Linked DNA regions of Homo sapiens: region 2 is linked to region 1. A link is a loop called in an ENCODE intact Hi-C map of the cell type or tissue named here. Cell type or tissue: endothelial cell of umbilical vein. All regions are shown on one strand. Links, peaks and the distances in the headings refer to the core of each region. The heading gives the core; the rest is flanking DNA. Region 1 has its middle 30 kb from the start of LINC03050. Region 2 has its middle 10 kb from the start of LINC01800.

What was found. Peaks named below come from ENCODE experiments on the same cell type or tissue, not always from the same donor. Only the 100,000 strongest peaks of a DNase experiment are listed, where the experiment ranks them.
Region 2: it touches region 1 in a loop (20-fold over the local background); 4 of 110 quality-filtered maps call a loop at or near these places.

Annotation. Positions count from the first base shown.
Region 1 is chr2:65,566,998-65,577,054 of GRCh38, forward strand. No RefSeq gene overlaps it. Among named protein-coding and RNA genes, the nearest start is that of LINC03050, 30 kb to the right of the region's middle. RefSeq lists enhancers at 9,433-10,057, 9,852-10,057. In endothelial cell of umbilical vein, for the core only: a CTCF peak has its summit at 6,326 (motif pointing left); DNase peaks (open chromatin) are centred at 6,324 and 8,284; H3K27ac peaks cover 582 bases.
Region 2 is chr2:64,868,845-64,878,901 of GRCh38, forward strand. No RefSeq gene overlaps it. Among named protein-coding and RNA genes, the nearest start is that of LINC01800, 10 kb to the left of the region's middle. RefSeq lists a silencer at 7,189-7,395. In endothelial cell of umbilical vein, for the core only: a CTCF peak has its summit at 4,784 (motif pointing left); a DNase peak (open chromatin) is centred at 4,787.

The DNA.
Region 1 (10,057 bases), core at 3,454-8,453:
TGGGATTGGTGGGTGGGAGCTCTTCCTCACAGGGGCTCCTTTCTCGCTCGGCTTGCTTGGTTGTACTCACACCACTCTGGACTCCTGGTGAGGTCCTAAGTGGTTCATCTTCAACAAAAATGCCAGTTGAGACGCGGCAGAAAGATTTTAAAGGAGAGTCCTGGGGGCTGAGTTGACTCTAGCTAGGCACTGTGGTACCTTCCAGTTTCTTTCCATCTGTGCCTCTGGACAGCTGGGGTCAACCCCATGTACATAGGGTCGGTGGTTGCCCAGGAATAGTGAGGGGGGTGCAGGAAAGGGGGTGCTAGACTTCATGGTTTAGCTGAATTTTAAATGTTAACTAATTTAGATTTGAATAGCCATATGTGTCTAGTGGCTATTAGAGAGCGCAGTTCTAGAGGCTCCTTGTAGGTGGGGTTCCACGAGCACGAATGTGTGATAGCCTGTTGACTGTGAGTCATGCTTCCCAGGCAACATCATAACTTAACCCTACAGAGAGAGGGAGCCTCGGCCGGGCGCGGTGGCTCACGCCTGTAATCCCAGCACTTTGGAAGGCCGAGGTGGGCGGATCACGAGGTCAGGAGATCGAGACCATCCTGGCTAACACAGTGAAACCCCATCTCTAGTAAAAATACAAAAAAAAAAAATTAGCCGGGAGTGGTGGCGGGTGCCTGTAGTCCCAGCTACTCGGGAAGCTGAGGCAGGAGAATGGTGTGAACCCGGGAGGTGGAGCTTGCAGTGAGCCAAGGTCGCCCCACTGCACTCCAGCCTGGGCGACAGAGGAGACTCCATCTCAAAGAGAGAGGGAGACTCCAGAAGGCTCTTAAAGAGTGGCTTTGGGGGTGGGATTTGCAGACACCCTGATGGGCATTTTTTTCTTTCTTTTGGTTGTAGGTGGGGACTTTCGGCAACCCCCAGGTCACGATTCTTCAGCCCACAGCTCTCACATGGTGACATGTTCCTAGGATATGGGGATAACTCCTATGGAGTCATCCAATATTCTACAGAACTCTGGGATAGTCCTAGTGCAATATGTTTTGTCTTAGAATGAAGAGTTTGGGGGTTGGGAGTGGGAATGGAGATAAGAAAGGTTTTCCTTTTCATTTATAGCCTCCACTATGGCTTAAAATTTTGATTGCGTACCTGTGTAACTTTTATCTTAAAAAATACATAAGTACATAAAATTATTATAGGCCTTTTCTCTCTCTCTTTTTTTCCAGCTTTTATTTTAGACTCAAGGGTTACATGCATGGGTTTGTTACATGGGTAAGTTACGTGGTCACAGATAATTTTGTCACCCAGGTAATCAGTATAGTACTTGATAGGTAGTTCTTCAATCCTCACCATCCTTCCACCCTCCACCCTCAAATAGGCCCCTGTGTCTATTGCTCCCTTTTTTTTTTTTTTGAGACAGAGTTTCACTCGTTTCCCAGGCTGAAGAGTGCAATGGTGCGATCTTGGCTCACCACAACCTCTGCCTCCCGGGTTCAAGTGATTCTCCTGCCTCAGCCTCCCGAGTAGCTGGGATTACAGGCATGTGCCACCACGCCTGGCCAATTTTGTATTTTTAGTGGAGATGGGGTTTCTCCATGTTGGTCAGGCTGGTCTCGAACTTCCGACCTCAGGTGATCTGCCTGCCTCGGCCTCCCAAAGTGCTGGGATTACAGGCATGAGCCACTGTGCCTGGCCTTATTGCTCCTTTCTTTGAGTCCATGTGTACTTGATGTTTAGCTCCCACTTGTATGTGAGAACATGTGGCATTTGGTTTTCTGTTCCTGTGTTAATTTGCTTAGGATAATGGCCTGCAGCTCCACCCATGTGCTGCAAAGGCCATGATCTCATTTTTAAAAAAATACCTGTATAGCATTCCATGGTGTGTATGTACCACATTCTTTTAATCCAGCCTACCATTGATGGGCATTTATGTTGATTTCATGTCTTTGCTGTTGTGAATAGTGCTGTAATGAACATACATGTACTTGTGTCTTTATGGTAGAACCATTTATATTCCTTTGGGTATATACCCAGTAATGAGATTGCTGGATCAAATGATAGTTCTATTTTAAGTTCTTTGAGAAATCTCCAGACTGCTTTTCACAGTGGCTGAACTAATTTACATTCCCACCAGCAGTGTATAAGCATTCCTTTTTCTCTACAACCTTGCCAGCATCTGTTATTTTTTGACTTTTTACTAATAGCCATTCAACTGGTGTGAGATAGTATCTCGTTGTGGTTTTGATTTGCGTTTCTCTCATGATTAGTGATATTGAGCATTTTTTCTTATATGCTTGTTGGCTGCGTGAGTGTCTTTTTATGAGAAGTATCTGTTCATGTCCATTTTTTAATGGGGTTGATTTTCGCCTGTTTATTTGAGTTCCTTATAGATTCTTGATATTAGACCTTTGTCAAATGTATAGTTTGCAAATATTTCTCCCATTCTGTAGGTTGTCTGTTTACTCTGTTGACAGTTTATTTGTTTATTTTTTTGAGACAGAGTTTTGCTCTTTCACCCAGGCTGGAGTGAAATGGTGCGATATCTGCTCACTGCAACCTCCACCTCCCGGGTTCAAGCGATTCTCCTGCCTCAGCCTCCTGAGTAGCTGGGATTACAGGCACCTGTCACCATGCCTGGCTAATTTTTGTATTTTTAGTAGAGACAGGGTTACACCATGTTGGCCAGGCTAGTCTCAAACTCCTGACCTCAGGTGATCCACCCTCCTCGGCCTCCCAAAGTGCTGGGATTACAGGCATGAGCCATTGTGCCCAGTGATTCATTCTATTCTTTTCTTTTCCTCTTTCTTTCTTCCTTCCTTTCTTTCTCTTTCTTCTTTCTTTTCTTTTCTTTTCTTTCTTTCTTCCTTCCTTCCTTTCCTTCCTTCCTTCCTTCCCTCTTTTCTTTTCTTTCTTTTTTCCTTTCTTTTCTCTCTCTCTCTCTTTCACTCTCTCCTGTTGAGACGGAGTCTCGCTCTGTTGCCCAGGCTGGAGTGCAGTGGTGCGGTCTCTGCTCACTGCAACCTTCGCCTCCCGGGTTCGAGCAATTCTCTTGCCTCAGCTTCCTGAGTAGCTGGGATTACAGGCAGGCACCCCATGCCTGGCCAATTTTTGTATTTTTAGTAGAGATGGGGTTTCACAATGTTGGTCAGGCTGGTCTTGAACTCCTGACCCTGTGATCCGCCCGCCTCGGCTTCCCAAAGTGGTGGGATTATAGGCGTGAGCCACTGCGCCCGGCTGATAGTTTCTTTTGCTTTTCAGAGACTGTTTAGTTTAATTAGGTCCCACTTGTCAATTTTTTTTTTTTTTTGTTACTGTTTTTGGAGGCTTCATAATGAAGTCTTTGCCTGGGTCAATGTCCAGAATGTTATTTCCTAGATTTTCTTCCTGGGTTTTTATAGTTTTAAGTTTTACATTTAAGTCTTTAATCCATCTTGAGTTGATTTTTGTACATGGTGTAAGGAAAGGGTCCAGTTTCAATCTTCTGCATATGGCTAGCCAGTTATCCCAGCACTATTTATCGAATAGAGAGACCTTTTCCTGTTCCTTGTTTTTGTCAGTTTTGTCAAAGATCAGATAGTTGTAGATGTGTGGCTTTATTTCTGTGTTCTCTAACTGTTCCATTGGTCTATGTGTGTTTTTGTATCAGTACCATGTGGTTTTGGTTACTGTATCCTTATAGCATAGTTTAAAGTTGGGTAGTGTGATGCCTCCAGCTATGTTCATTTTGCTTGGGATTGTTTTGGCTATTCAGGCCCTTTTTTGGTTCCAAATGAATTTTAGAATGTTTCTTTTTCTAATTCTGTGAAAAATGTCATTGGTAGTTTGATAGGAATATCATTGAATCTGTAGATAGCTTTGGACAGTATGTCTATTTTAACAATATTGATTCTTCCTATTCATGAACATGGAATGTTTTTCCATTTGTTTGTGTTATCTCTGAGTTTTTTCAGCAGTGTTTTATAATTCTCCCTGTAGAGATCTCTCACCTCTCTGGTTAGCTATATTCCTAGGTACCTTATTTTTGTGTGTGGCTATTGTGAATGGGATTGCAGTCTTGATTTGGCTCTCAGCTTGGATGCTATTGGTGTATAGAAGTGCTACTGATTTTTGTACATTAATTTTGTATCCTGAAACTTTGCTGAAATTGTTTATCAGATCAATGAACCTTTGGGCAGAGACTATGGGGTTTTCAAGGTATAGAATCGAATTGTCTGGGCCAGGTGCAGTGGCTCATGCCTGTAATCCCAGCACTTTGGAAGGCTGAGGCAGGTGGATCACCTAAGGTTAGCAGTTCAAGACCAGCCTGGCCAACATGGTGAAACTCCATCTCTACTAAAAATAGAAAAATATTAGCCGGGCGTGGCGGTGCTCACCTATAATCCCAGCTACTTGGGAGGCCGAGGCAGGAGAATTGCTTGAACCCGGGAGGCGGAGGTTGCGGTGAGCCGAGATCACACCATTGCACAGCCTGGGCAACAAAAGTAAAACTCTGTCTCTTAAAAAAAGCAAAGAAAAGAAAAGAAAAGAAAAAAATCATATTGTCTGCAAAGAGAGAGAGTTTTTCTTCCTCTTTTCCTATTTGGATTAGGCCTTTTTTTTTTTTTTTTTTTTTTTTGGAGACAGAGTCTCACTCTCTTACCCAGGCTGGTGTGCAAAGTGGTGCGATCTTGGCTCACTGCAACCTCTGCCTCCTGGGTTCAAGCGATTGTCCTGTCTCAGCCTCCTGAGTAGCTAGGATTACAGGCACCCGCCACCACGCCCGGCTAATTTTTGTATTTTTAATAGAGACGAGGTTTCTTCATGTTGGTCAGGCTGGTCTCGAACTCCTGACCTCAGGTGATCCGCCTGCCTTGGCCTCCCAAAGTGCTAGGATTACAGGTGTGAGGCACCGTGCCTGGCCAAGAAGTACGATTTTTGCAAAAAAAAAAAATTCATATAAGAACATGTCCTGGCTAAAAAAAACTAAAGAAATAAAGAATAAAAATAATTTTTAAAAGTCTTTTTTGTTTTTTAAAGCAACCAATTTGCTCCATAGTTATTATGTGAGAGATCTTTAGAATTGTGGATGGCTGGGAAACTACTCATTTGCCACTCATCAAGTAGATTGGTTTTGCTTTTGATTTCTTGGTGATTTCTTGAAAAATGTATCTGCCCTCCCCCCAGCCCCGCCCCGCAAATTCATATGTTGAAGCCCTTAATGGCCCAGAACTTCAGAATGTGACTGTAGATTGTATTTGGAGATAGGGCCTTTAAAGAAGTCATTAAGTTAAAACAGTCTTTAGGGTGGGCCCTAATTCAGTATTACTGGTATCTTTATAAGAAGTGGGGATTAGGACCCAGCCAACACGGGCTGAAGGACAGCCATGTGAGGACACAGTGGAAAGGTGGCTATCTGCAAGACTGGGCATGGTGGCTTACACCTGAAATCCCAGCACTTTGAGAGGCCGAGGTGAGAGGATTGCTTGAGCCCAGGAGTTCAAGACCAGCCTGTGCAATGTGGTGAAACCCTGTCTCTACAAAACAATACAAAAAATTAGCCAGGCATGGTGGCGTGCACCTGTAATCTCAGCTACTCGGGAGGCTGAGGTAGGAGAATTGCTTGAATCCAGGAGGTGGAGGTTGCAGTGAGCTGAGATCCAGCCACTGCACTCCAGTCTGGGCAACAGAGAAGACACTGTCTCAAAAAAAAAAAAAAAAAAAAAAAAGAGAAAAGAAAAAGATGGCCATTTGCAAACCAAGAAGAGAGGCCTCAAGAGAAAATAACTCTCCAACAAAACACTTTGGGCTTCTGTTAAGCCCCCAAGTTTGTTATGGCAGCCCCAGCAAACTAATACATTTGGTTTTTTTTTTTTTTTCTTTTTGAGATGGAGTCTTGCTCTGTCGCCCAGGCTGGAGTGCAGTGGCGCGATCTTGGCTCACTGCAAGCTCCGCCTCCCGGGTTCATGCCATTCTCCTGCCTCAGCCTCCCGAGTAGCTGGGACTACACGCGTCCGCCACCACGCCCGGCTAATTTTTTGTATTTTTAGTAGAGACGGGGTTTCACCGTGTTAGCCAGGATGGTCTGGATCTTCTGACCTCGTGATCCGCCCGCCTCGGCCTCCCAAAGTGCTGGGATTACAGGCGTGAGCCACCACGCCCGGCCACATTTGGGTTTTGTATGACTTGCTTCATTCAGGCCAAAGATAAATTGAGGAACATATATATATATTTGTATTGGACATTTGCTTGGATCCAAAATATGGCAAAATCAAGTCTGTTTATCTAGCGGGAACTTAGCCATTGACTACTTGAGGACTGTTTCTCTTCAAACCTTTGGGGACAGTGACATCTAGTGGTAGTTTCTTTTATATACCCTTTTCAGTTCTCTTCTGGCCGTACATTAGAATCACTTGAGGGGATGGGAAAAACAAAACAAAACAAAAAACAAAAGGCCTTGCGCGGTGGCTCAAGCCTGTAATCCTAGCACTTTGGGAGGCCGAGGCGGATGGATTGCCTGAGCTCAGGAGATCGAGACTAGCCTGGGCAACACAGTGAAACCCCATCTCTACTAAAAAAAAACAAACAAAAAACAAAAAGAAAATTAGCCGGGCGTGCGCCTGTAATCCCAGCTGCTCGGGAGGCTGAGGCAGGAGAATCACTTGAACCAGGGAGGCGGAGGTTGCAGTGAGCCAGGATCGCGCCACTGCACTCCAGCCTGGGTGACAGAGGGAGACGCTGTCTCAAAAAAAAAAAAAAAAAAAAAAAAAAAAAAAAAAAAAAAAAGGCCAATGCCTAGGCTTTACCTAGCCAATTATGCCAGAATCTCTGGGAATGGGAACCAGTCATCAGTATTTAAAAGGGCTTTCTACATTAGTCCAAAGTGTACCCAAGGTTGAGAAGCACAGATTCTTAATGAAAGCAACTCTGGATTGTAAAAATATGAGCTCATATTATGTTGCCATTTCTCACAATATGAAAAAGTTTGTTAACTTCTGCACTTATTTATTGTCCCTCTGCCTCCAAAGAAGGTAAAATACATGAGGGAGGGAGCACGGTCTGGTTAGCTTTTGGATGCCAAGAGCCTGGAACAGTGCTGCACAGTCTGGGCTCATAATAGCTTTTGTGAAATGAATGAATGAAAAATAGAGCATGGGACCAGGCGCCCGGTGGCTCACGCCTGTAATCCCAGCACTTTGGGAGGCCGGGGCGGGAGGATCACCTGAGGTCAGGAGTTCGAGACCAGCCTGGCCAATGTGGTTAAACCCCGTCTCTACTAAAAATACAAAAATTAGTTGGGCGTGGTGGTGGGTGCCCATAATCCCAGCTACTCAGGAGGCTGAGGCAGGACAATCGCTTGAACCCGGGAGGCAGAGGTTGTAGTGAGCCGAGATCGTGCCATTGCACTCCAGCCTGGGCAACAAGAGCTAAAAACTCTGTCTCAGAAAAGAAAAAGAAAAAGAAAAAGAAAAATAGAGCATGCTGTCAGGTTGCATTAATCTGGAATATGGCTGTCATGTGAAACAGCAGTCTCACTGTGAAGTTTAGGACATGTTATATTTGGTTCAATTGAAAGTAACTTATGGAATCTTATAGGATTCCAAATGTCTGAAACAGACGTTTCTTGGTCTGTCATACAACTTTGGTTGACTTCTTGGCATCTTTATGCCTCTGATCCTAGGAGAGGATTTTCTGAGTTTCAATATAGCAGCAGGTTCTCAATGTCTACTAAGTGTTCTAGTTAAAAAGAAATGTTAAACTATTAGCTTTTCTTCTGTGCTTTTCTCCCCATTGTCTTGAGGCTTAGAAAGTTCTATATTATTACAAAACCAGTGAAATACACACTTACAACATTTCTAGTTTTAAAACTACTTCTTTTTTATATTTTATGGCCTAAAATAACTGGGATTAAATTTTCTGCGTATGGTGCATAGTGAGTATTGAACTTTCTATTCTTTTCTTAACCCTGAGAGTCCATCTTCCCCACATGACTTGCGGATACTCCATGACTTTGCTCATTTGTGATGCACACTTTTTCCCGCAGTAAGTCTTTTTATATACTAATGTGAGAGGTGTTAGAATGGGACTTTTCCTGGCAAAGTGTGTGGAAAACAATTCCTCACTTGCAGACTCTCAAGGGAAATCTCTGGGGAACTGCTCCCTGACTTTTGGACATCCTTAAAAACAGAGATGAGAGAAAGAAAAAGAACAAGCCTTGGTGAAGAGGTTTCTTTGGAGAGAGTTGTTGCTGTGCTCTTGGGCCCCCAACTTCCCTTTTCAGGGAGGAGTGGGAAGTGCTCATTCTAACTCCAGGCTTGAGACCGCTGGGGGAATTTCAAAAAGTGGTTTCCACAGGAAAGACATGGAGCAGCCAGCTTGGGCGACAGAGTGAGACTTCGTCTCAAAAAAAACAAAAACAAAACAAAACAAAAAAAGTGTGTGCCAAATATTATATTGACAGGACATCCTTATTTTGAAGTCAAGACTGTGTTTGGGATTTACAGTGACGTAAGAATTGTCTCTGACCTAGAAGTGGGCAAAAAAAAACAAAAAAACAAAAAAACTGATGACATTTTCCTCTGAGGAACAGGCTGATATCTTTGTAAGTAAAAATGAAAGGGTTGAGAGATAGAGCAAATGAGCTGTTTTGGTCACTATAATCAGGTGTCTTGCTTATTCAATGTACTGATTGCATTAGGACTGCTTTCAGGGCTCCTCTCATCATCACGGTTCCCTCTCCAAATGCTCTAGATGTGGTTTGTCTTAATAGTTGAATGGTTGAATAGTTGAATGGTTGAAAATAACAGAGCCCTCCTTAAAGCAGGTTAAACAGAAAAGAGAATTTACTGTAAGGTTACATAGGTGGCTATAAGAGTAGGCATTCAATTTTTTGTCTTTTTTTTTTTTTTTTTTTTTTAGATGGAGTCTCACTCTGATGTCCAGGCTGGAGTGCAGTGGTGCAATCTCGGCTCACTGCAACATCCGCCTCCTGGGTTCAAGCGATTCTCCTACCTTAGCCTCTCGAGTAGCTGGGATTACAGGCACCTGCCACAATGCCCAGCTAATTTTTGTAATTTTAGTAGAGACGGGGTTTTACCATGTTGGCCAAGCTGGTCTCGAGCTCCTGACCTCAGGTGATCCACCCACCTCAGCCTCCCAAAGTGTTGGGATTATAGGCGTGAGCCACCACGCCTGGACTAATATGAGTTAGAAGTAAATGAACTAATTCAGGGATAGACACTTAATGTGAACTCAAGCCAGGAAGTAAGGAGCTTTCCCCTGACAACAGTGATTGAGATAGGAAAGGGGACAGGTTTAGGTTAGCACAATTAGTACGAAGTCAGGCCTTTGCTCAGTGACTGTGGGAGAAGAAACTCTTTGTCTGGTCAGTATACATAGCTGTGAGGTCTGGAGCTGTAGCAACCACTTGGTATCTTGAACAAAGCTAGATTTGAGATGATGCTGACACAGGAGAGAAGGCAATTGATGAAAGAAATGCAGAGCCAGAGCCCTGATCCAGCCACTCCTGAACCCATCACTACATTAAACTTCCCAAGTATAGCAGTGGTTCCCACTGGGGGCAATTTAGCTCCTGAAGGGATATTTGGCAATATCTGGAGACATTTTTGGTTGCTACAACTGGATGGGTGCTCCTGGCACCCAATGGATAGAGACCAAGGATGCTGCTAAATCCCCTATAGTATATAAGAGAGCACTCTTTCCTTTGCAACATAGAATTATCTGGCCCAAAATGTCTGTATTGCTGAGGTTGAGAGACTCTGACCTAGAGATTTGATTAGATCTAAGTTCTTTTTTGGGCAAGGATGCTTTGTAGGCACTGTGTACTTGCTTTTACGTCACAACAGGCTTGTTCTCTTGGCTTTTCTGGATTTCTGTACCTGCCATTGCTCCCCTCTCTCAGTGCCTGGTGAGCCCCTCCCTAGCCTCTCTCACAAGCCCAGTGGGCTGCCTTCTCCTTGTAAACTCTCCACACCCTGGCTCTTCTCACTATGGCATTTGCTGGGCATTTTGGGGCTCGTTGGTGTGTGTTTGGCCCCCACTGGGCTGGAGATCCTGGGAAGGCAGG
Region 2 (10,057 bases), core at 2,559-7,558, 700 kb before region 1:
TCGGCTGTAATTAGCATGGGAGCTGGGAGATAGCCCTGATGGGTGTGCTTCATCATTTTCACCAGGTCTCTCCCTGAATCAAGTCTTCCAAAACTGACATCAGAGAACCCCAGATTCTGCTGATGGTCCCCATGCAGTTCAGACCACAGATAATGGAGCTGAGCAGGGATTTAAAGAAACAGACAAACCCAACTTCATCCCGAGTGAGTGTGTGAGAGAGTGTGTGTGTGTGCATAGACACAAGTGTAAAAAGAAAACACACACACATCATGATTTGATGCTTAACGCAATTCATGAAATGAGTTACCACTCACCCCCTTCGTACGTGGGTCCTGCAGGGCACACGTGATGGTGAAAGCTGAGGCAGCAGCAGAGGGTGAGGGCTGCGGGCTGCATGCGGATCTCAGGGGCTGTTTCCCAGGGAGCCAGGGCTCTAGGAGTCCTGGTAGGAAACTCTGTGAGCCGCCCAGGCTGGTGGCCATCCAAACCAATGGCTGGAGGTGGGCGGTGGAGGTGGAGAGCAAAGAGCGGCTCCTTGTGGGAAGATGAGACTAAAATATCCTCTATGAAATCAGGGGGAGAAGGTGGGGCGGGGCTCTGTGTAAGGAAATCTGAGTGAGCTCCTAAGTCCACTTTTTTTTTTTTTCCTGGTGCACATTTAGCTGAGCTCTTTTGAAAGATGGATGTGTATCTGTCCACAAGCACATACCCCCAAGACCAAATCAGAAGGATGGTAGAAAAGTGGGGAGAAGGCAAGTGGGTGAATGCGGGCCACAGTGGCATGACCAGCGCTCAGGCTGGGGCCCAGGCGGGATTTGAGAATAAAGGGATCTTCTTGGAGTACACAGTCCTGGGACTGGGGAAGAAGGCTGTCACCTTCATCAGAGGGGACTTGGAACTCCTGGATTTAAATTTTGACTCCCAGGAGGGCATCTGGTTGCTCAGGGGATAAAGGAGAGAAGGCTAAGATTATGCTGATTCTGAGTGGGGCCCTAAAGTCACTTTGTAACACATGGACTGCAACACAGAGTAACACACTGGACTGTGACACACACATGGCAACACACGCAGTGTGACACAGGGACCATGACACACCACAGACTATGACACATGCACCGCAACACAGGAACTGTGGCACACCATGGACTGTGACACACACACCACAACACAGGGATTGTGACATACCACGGACTGTGACACATACACCATGACATAGGGACTGTGACACACCATGACACAGGGACTGTGACACACCATGGACTGTGACACACACACACGGCGACACGTGGAGTGTAACTCTTTGGTAAATTTTTTTGATACAAGGTCTCCCTCTGTCACCCAGGCTGGAGTGCAGTGGTGCAATCATGGCTCACTGCAGCCTCCGCCTCCCAGTGTCAAGCGATTCTCCTACCTCAGTCTCCCAAGTAGCTGGGACTATAGACATGCACCACCACGCTGGGTGAATTTTTAAATTTTTTATAGAGATGGGCATCTTGCCGTGTTGCTCAGGCTGCTCTCGAACTCATGAGCTCAAGCAATCCTCCCACCTCAGCCTCCCAAAGTGCTGGGATTACAGGTGTGAGCCTCCGCGCCCAGCCAAGTGTCACTCATGGGCAACACAAGGACTGTGGCACCCAGACTGTGACACATGGAGTGTGACACACAGACTGCAGTAACCCTGGAGGCAAACTGTGGTCCTAGTCCCCTTACAGTAGAATTAACTGGGCTATTGGTTAAAAACTTGTTCCTGAGGCTATCCCAGATCTACCCAATCTAGATATTGGGCCTCTAAGGATTGGGCCTGAGAAATTCACATTTTACTTTATTTTTTAGAAATGGGGGTCTTGCTATGTTGACAAGGCTATACTTGAACACTTGTGCTCAAGCATTCCTCCTATTTCAGCCTCTCAAGTAACTGGGACTACAGGTATGCACACCATACAGGCTGGAATTCAAAATTTTAAATATATGCTCCAGGTGATTTCAAGGCCCTAAGGATGGAGGGCCTTTGTTGAGTTTGTAGACAGGGTTAGAGAAGGCCAGTGGCTCCCAAGCCTGGTGGTACCAGAATTGCTGGAAACATTAAAAACCAGGCTACCCTCCTGGTTGATCTGAGGTGGGACCAGGAATCAGTATACTTAGGAAGTTCCTCAGGTGATTACAATCATCCCTTCGGTTTGGTACCCTGGGAGGAAAATAACTGGGAAGAAATTTGCATGATCTGTTACTCAATGCTCCCACATTGCCTTCAGATGGGACATTCTGCACAGCCCTCCCAACCCCACCAGGGCAGGCCTAGGGGTACAGAGATGTTGGGGCCATTGTTCTGAAAAAAATAATTTTTTTTTTTTTGAGATGGGCTCTTGCTCTGTCACCCAGGCTGGAGTGCAGTGGCGTGATCACGGCTTACTGCAGCCTTGAACTCTTGGGCTCAAGTGGTCCTCCCACCTCAGCCTCCCAAGTAGCAGGGACTATACATGCATGCCACCATACTAGTTTAATTGTTTTTCATTTTTTCGGTAAGAGATGGGGTTTCACTATGTTGCCCAGGCTGGTCTCGAACTTCTGGGCTCAAGTGATCCTCCCTTGAACTCCTGGGCTCAAGCGATCCTCCCTCGTCGACCTCCCAAAGTGCTGGGATTACAGGCGTGAGCCACCGTGCCCAGCCTGTCTTGAAATACTTTTGGATTGATAAGAACCCTATGGTTTCAAAGTCAGCAGAGTACCTGAATCAGAAAAACAAGATTCTCCTCCCAGCAAGTCAACCTTTTCCTACGCCTCTGGCCATTCCTCTATCAGCTGCAGTTTAGGACAGCAAGCAGTGACAAGTTAACTGCAATAGAGCCCTACTGCTCACAGACGGGGAATAGACATGAAGCACGTGTGTGTCTACACCAGCGGAGGCCCTGCTTTCTAGCATCCCTGGCTGTGGACATCACATCTTTGCCTATGGGTGAACTTCAGGTAAACTGGTGCTCAGCCCTCAGCCCTCACCAAAGGCAACCTTCCTTTTACAAAAAGCAATTCGATCCTCATCCCAAAATAACACTATATGGCATTTAGACTCTACTTAATATCAAAATGGGCAGGGGGTCTGCAGGGTCAAAACTACTTTCATATGAGATGTTATTTGCCCATTTCACCCTGTTCTCTCTTGAGTGTACAAAGCTGCGTGCTTTGGGGAAACTCAGTCTGATATCACAGCAGACTGAATGCAAAAGCAGATATGAGACTCCATCTGTCTTTTATTAAGCTAGACACTTTTTAAAATTGCAGAAATATAAAAGAGGGCCAAACTTCTTTTTGTTTTGGAAAATATAGGTATTTTTCTAAATGAGAAATGTTATGTTAACATGTAGCAGGTTGATTATTGTAATAAATAAATAAATTTTTTAAATTCTCCATTTTGTTTTTTTGGTTGTTTTTCTTGAGACGGAGTCTCGCTCTGTCGCCCAGGCTGGAGTGCAATGGCCCAGTCTTGACTCACTGCAACCTCCGCCTCCCAGGTTCAAGCGATTCTCTTGCCTCAGCCTCCCCAATAGCTGGGACTACAGGCATGTGCCACCACACCCGACTAAATGTTGTATTTTTAGTAGAGATGGGGTTTTGCCATGTTGGCCAGGCTGGTCTCTAACTCCTGACCTCAGGTGATCCACCCACCTTGGCCTCCCAAAGTGCTGGGATGATAGGCATGAACCAACACACCCGGCCGTCGGTTTCTATTTTATTTTACACTTTTTAAACGTTTCTTTTTTTTTTTTTTTTTTTGAGACAGGGGTCTGTGCTGTGTTACCCAGGCTGACCTCGAACTCCCGGGCTCAAGCATCCTCCTGTCTCAGCCTCCCAAGTAGCTGAGATTGTAGGCATGGGCCACCGTGACTGCTTCAGTTTATTTTATTTTATTTTATTTATTTATTTTTGAGACGGAGTCTTGCTCTGTTGCCCAGGCTGGAGTGCAGTGGCCCGATCCCGGCTCACTGCAACCTCCGCCTCCCAAGTTCAAGTGATTCTTCTGCCTCAGCCACGCAAGTAGCTGGGACTACAGGCATGCGACACTACACCTGGCTAATTTTTATATTTTTAGTAGAGACGGGTTTTCACCATATTGGCCAGGTTGGTCTCAAACTCCTGATCTGCCCGCCTCGGCCTCCCAAAGTGCTGGGATTACAGGCTTGAGCCACCGCGCCTGGCCAGTTTTGTTTTGAGAGACAGAGAGTCTCGCTCTGTCACCCAGGCTGGAGTGCAGTGGCGCGATTTTGGCTCTGTGCAACCTCTGCCTCCCAGATTCAAGCCATTTTCCTGCCTCGGCCTCCCGAGTAGTAGCTGGGACCACAGGGCGGCTAATTTTTAAAATTTTTAGTAGAGATGGGGTTTCCCCATGTTGGCCAGGCCGGTTCAGTTTTAATCTACAAACTGGTAACTATTGAGAGGTACAACCCACATAAACAAACTAAAAGCTCTTCGAGGTCCTCAGTAACGTTTAAGAGTATAAAGGTGCCCCGAGACCAAGAAGTCTGAGCAGCGCTGCCTCATTTCCCCTCCTCCCAGAGTGAAAACGTATCCATTTGACTCTTGAAAGAGCAAACCTCAGAACGAGGCTCATGGGCAGTTGGGAAAGCAATGCGACTAAAACACAATAACTGCCCTTAAGGAACTGCTGGTTATGTAGGAGCTAGCGACAGGTCAGCAGCCGCCCATAACATACCTGTCATTGCCAGGCCACCCCTGCCTCTCTCCCGCCGCAGCCCTAGGTTCCCGAAATTCCGGCCCCTGCGCACCCCCTGGTGGCCGCCCCTCGCCGGTGCAGTCTTCTTCCTCCGGAGCGTCAGAATGCTCACTAAGGACCTCAGGCCTGGACCCCATCACCGTGAGGAGCAGTCTAGGTCCCGGGTGGCCTTCTGCCTGTCCCCTCTGCTCATGTTTATCCCTTGATGACTAATCCCAGCCTGCTTCTGCCTGTGTACCTGCCCTTTGAGAGTACTAGACATCCTTCCCCTGGCCAACCATATTTGTAGGTGATAGAGACAGTATATCAGTCTGGGCACATTGGCTCAGGCCTGTAATCCCAGCATTTTGGGAGGCCGAGGCGGGAGAACTGCTAGAGCCCAGAAGTTTGAGACCGGCCTGGGCAACATAGCAAGACCCCATCTCTTTAAAAACAATTTTTTTTTTAAAGAGAGTACATCACAGTAGAAATAATATATGTTGTAGATTGAACCTGAGTCCAGGCAGTGCCATGCCAAAGTTACACTTCTTACTGATCTGCCCTATAGCAAATGATCTGTTGTATAAAGTAACCCTGGACATTGGCAATTGATGGATATTCTACACTGGGATCAAGTTCCTTCAGGAGGGGTAAAGCGAGTCCCAACTCTCCAAATCTTGTTGGCTTAGCTAGATTCCCTGCTCTTCTGGACTGCATGTCACTGGCTATACTTTCAGCATCCTCACATAAGGATCAATACCCCAAGACCTGCATGAGTCCTCCTAGGACTTTCTTCTGGGGATTTAGGGGCCCTACTGTTGTAAACAGGACTCAAGTAGTCAACTATAAAATCCCAGAAATCCCAGAACTCCTCAAAGTGAGTATGCAGATTAACACTTTGTTTGTTTTGCTTGTTCGTTTTGCTTGTTTGTTGTCTCTATTTTAATCAAACCCTAGAAATTCAGAATGAGAATATCCTCAAATTGATAATACTATTGGAAGCAGGTGAGGGAATTTCAGAGACAGTGAGGTTTATCCTACAGTTCTGACCCAGAGTCCATTAGCAGTAACCTGACTGCCCCATAAATGACCTCAACCATCTTAGCCTAGTGGTCTCCATGGTAACCATCAAAGAGTGGTCCCCCTTTCTTACCTACAGATGTTCCTCCCACCTTCACCTGCACCCAGCACTTCAGGCATGACCTAGAACTGGATTCTGTACAAATGCCATTTGCAGAGGTATTGTTCCCTTCCTTCCTCCCTTCCTCCCTCCCTCCCTCTCTCCCTCCCTCCTTTCTTTCTTTTTCTTTCTTTCTTTCTTTCTTTTCTTCTTTTAAATAGAGATGGAGTCCTACTATGCTCAAGCAATCTTCCTGTTTCAACCTCCCAAGTAACTGGGATTACACGTGTGCTCAGCCTTTCTTCCCTTTGAATCCATGTTTTAAGCAAGTAGAACCATTTCTTTAATTTACACAGAAAAGCCCTTTAAATATAAATTAGGAGTATCAGGTACATGAGGGGTTATTTCATTAGTCTTTCTACTTTTGCATATGCTTAAAATATGCTTAAAAATTTTTATTTGAAAATTATCTTGATTGTGACAAAAAATAAATAAAAATAAAAAATTCAGAGAACAAACAGAAAAGGGAAACATTAAAAATACATCCTTTCTTCAACATGTCTGAAGGAAATCTGGCCTTTGCAAAAAAAAAAAAAAGAGAGAAAGAGAAGAGGTTATGCAGTAAATGTCATTTTCTACAAGTGGAAATCGTAGATTGTGAGCCTCAATCATTATCTGGGGTACGGGAAGGTGGCATAGCTGAAGACTTTAATTTTGGAGTACTTGAAGAATCTAAATCAATCTTTAAAGTATAATAAAAATGTGTAGATTTGGAGGGAAATTTTAAAAATCAATCATATTGTCCTTCTTCCACAATCCCTTTCCCATCTTCTCCCCTAGCAGCCTCCTCTTCCTCACAACCTTTCAAATGTCCACAGTGAGAAATACAGTGTTGACACCTGTTGCTTTTGTCTTGCAGCAGGGGTTGGGTAAACTATGGTTCTTGGGAACGGTTTAATCAGACTTCTTCCACAGATTTAAAAGATGGCCCTTGAATAACGTTAAAGATATGATTTTGCTATTGTGCATTTACTTTGTAAGATAAACACATTAATCAAAAATGGAGGAATTAAAATTCAGATTTTGTATTGCTGTTTGCTAAATAATTAACATGAAGGCATATTGTCACTCTCTTTAAATTCTAAAAAAACAAACCAATCAAAAACCCAAACCCCAAAACCCAAAACTACGGTCCTGACCTGTTTTGTTTGACCAGCAAGCTAAAAATGGTTCTATCATTATACATATTTTTTCAAATGTTTAATGTAATTTTATTTTTTTCCACGGGGGAGTTGGCCACTGTCCTGCTGTCCATATCAACCAACACCTTTTCTGGGATCTGATGAGTGTCATTAGGATTGTTCTTACCCAAAGGTTTTTACATTTTTGAAGGGTTGTAAAACAAGCAGACACACAAAAAAGAATAGGTTGACAGACACCCTGTGGCTGGGTCTAACCTCGGCTGTAGGCTGGCTGGAGCCCTGGTGAAAGGTGGCTTTTCTTCCATCCAGGCAGTCACTAACAAGAGGTACAGCCTTGAAGTTGCCATGCCGACAGGGAATTCAGTTCTTAAAATAGTAGACTGTGCTCAGGCATTTTCAGGGTGGGTGGGTTTGGAGGGAGGGGGTTGGGAATAGGGGTGGGGAGAGATGATAAACTAATGAGTCACACCCAACTGGTGACAGCTGCTCCAACAACCCTCTGGCAACATGAAGTGGGGAGGAAAGGACATTTTCCATGAATGGGAACAGTTTGGTTTCCTCACAGTATTTTCCTGCCTGGCCAGAGGAAATTCCCATCTCCACCTCCTCTCTCTCCCTCCTGCCACTCCCCAGCCTCCTCCTTGCAGAGAACAGAAGGAGGAAACGCCCATCTCACAAAGAGCCTGCCATGATTCAGAGGGACTGGTTGTTACTGAGGATTAGTCTGTGCAGGGACTGAGAGGAGCTCACTCTCACACACGCTGCCTTGGGACTCCGTGCGTTGGGAGGCCTGGGAACGAGCATTATCATCATCGCAAGATCTAATGAAAGTATTTCACTAAAAATGTCTTTAATCCAGATCGGTGAATCAATCAATAATAGTTATTCTTTGAGACTCGCCTGTTGCCCCTCTACTGTTCATAAGGTTTTTTTTTTAGAATTGGGGTCTCGATCTGTTCCCAGGCTGCACGACCATAGCTCACCATAACCTCAAACTCCTGGGGTCAACCGATCCTCCTGCCTCAGCCTCGCAAGTAGCTGGGGCTACACCACATCTGGCTGATCTATTTTTTTCTGTGTGATAAATATACATAACATAAAATCTACCATTTAACCATTTCCCAGCGATGCAATTCAGTGGCAGTAAGTTCATTCCCATTGTGCAACCATCAATATCTTCCAGCACTAGAATTTTTTTTTTTTTTTGAGGCAGAGTCTCACTCTATTGCCCAGGCTGGAGTGCAGTGGCATGATCTCGGCTCACTGCAGCTTCCTGCCTCCCAGGTTCAAGCAATTCTCCTGCCTCACCCTCTCGAGTAGCTGGGACTACAGGCACATGCCACCACATCTGGCTAATTTTTGTATATTTAGTAGAGACAGAGTTTCACCATGTTAGCCAGGCTGGTCTCAATCTCCTGACCTCAAGCAATCTACCCACCTCGGCCTTCCAAAGTACTGGGATTACAGGCGTGAGCCACCACGCCATGGCTAGGACTTTTTAACCATCCCACACTCTGAAACTGGGTGCATAACTCCTCGCTCTGCCTCCCATTGCCATCCCAACCCTGGCAACCACCGTTCTACTTTCTGTCTCTATGAATTTGGCTGCTTTAGGTAGCTCATGTAAGTGGAATCATCCAATATTTGTCCTTTTGTGTCTGGCCTATTTCACTTATTATAATATGTTCAAGGTTTGTCCATGTTGTAACATATGTCAAAACACAAAATTACAACGAATCCAGTTTAAGGATCTTAACTGACTTTATTTGTGATTCTAAAATTGGGCAATACTTCATTCCATAAAACAGAATACATGTTTTGGGCCGGGCGCAGTGGCTCACACCTGTAATCCCAGCACTTTGGGAGGCTGAGGCGGGTGGATCACTTCAGGTCAGGAGTTTGAGACCAGCCTGGCCAACATGATGAAAACCTGTCTCTACAAAAAATACAAAAATTAGCTGGGCCTGGTGGCATGGGCCTGTAATCCCAGCTACTTGGGAGGTGAGACATGAGAATCGCTTGAACCTGGGAGGTGGAGGTTGCAGTGAGTTGAGATAGAGCCATTGCACTCCAGCCTGGGTGACAGAGCGAGACTCTGTCTCAAAAAAAAAAAAAAAAAAAAAAAAAAATACATGTTCCGATGAGCTGAGCAGAGAGGTTGGCCTTACAGACAGAAAAGAACTAGCGGGAGTGGAAGCAAAGAGCCAAGTGTATTAGTCACTTAAAGCTACTTTCCTTGTAAGGCACAGACAAGGAGATCGAAAAAATAGAAAAATCACTGATCAGTGAACCTCAGGTTATGCCAGGCTACCTTTTGTGTGCAAGGATTAAGGCAGAGGGAACTTCATTATCCTGTCTATTGAAGATTGAAGCTGGCCTGTTTGGGAAATTGGCTGTTATCTCTCTCTCCTGATTTCTCAGAACTATAGATAATAATTTAGGTTTAGTGATGTGAAACTTTAGCATGGGTGACTCCATTTTGACTTTAACTCTGGTCTTACTGGGACCTAGTGCAGAAGCTTAGCCCAAAAAAATGGCCTATCAATTTTATTTAACACGTGTTAGAATTTCATTCCTTTCTTCCTTTTCAAGGCTGAATAATATTTCATCATATGTGTACAACACAGTTTGTTTATCCAGTCCTCCGTAGATGGACATTTGGGTTGTTTTCACCAAAAGGTGAATCAAAAGGCTTCACCAAAAGGCTGCTGTGAATAGTGCTGCTGTGACTATCAATGTACAAATAGCGGTTCGAGTCCCTGCTTTCAAGTCTTGTGGTGGCTAGTCCATTTTCAGAAAGAAAACAATTAGCAGGCTGAGAACCCAGCCCGGGTGCAGAAGACGCTACGGCAGCACGTTCTTGTTTTTTCCATCACATCCGTTGAGTCTCCTCTGAGGCCAGCAAGCCCCTCACCTTTTGTCCTCCCTTGGTGCTCCAGCCCTTGGCTCTTGCTGCTCATCTCCATGGGGTCAAGGCCCTGGGAACCTGTGATCCTAGATCCGTCATTGAGAACAGTGGGGAGCTATAAG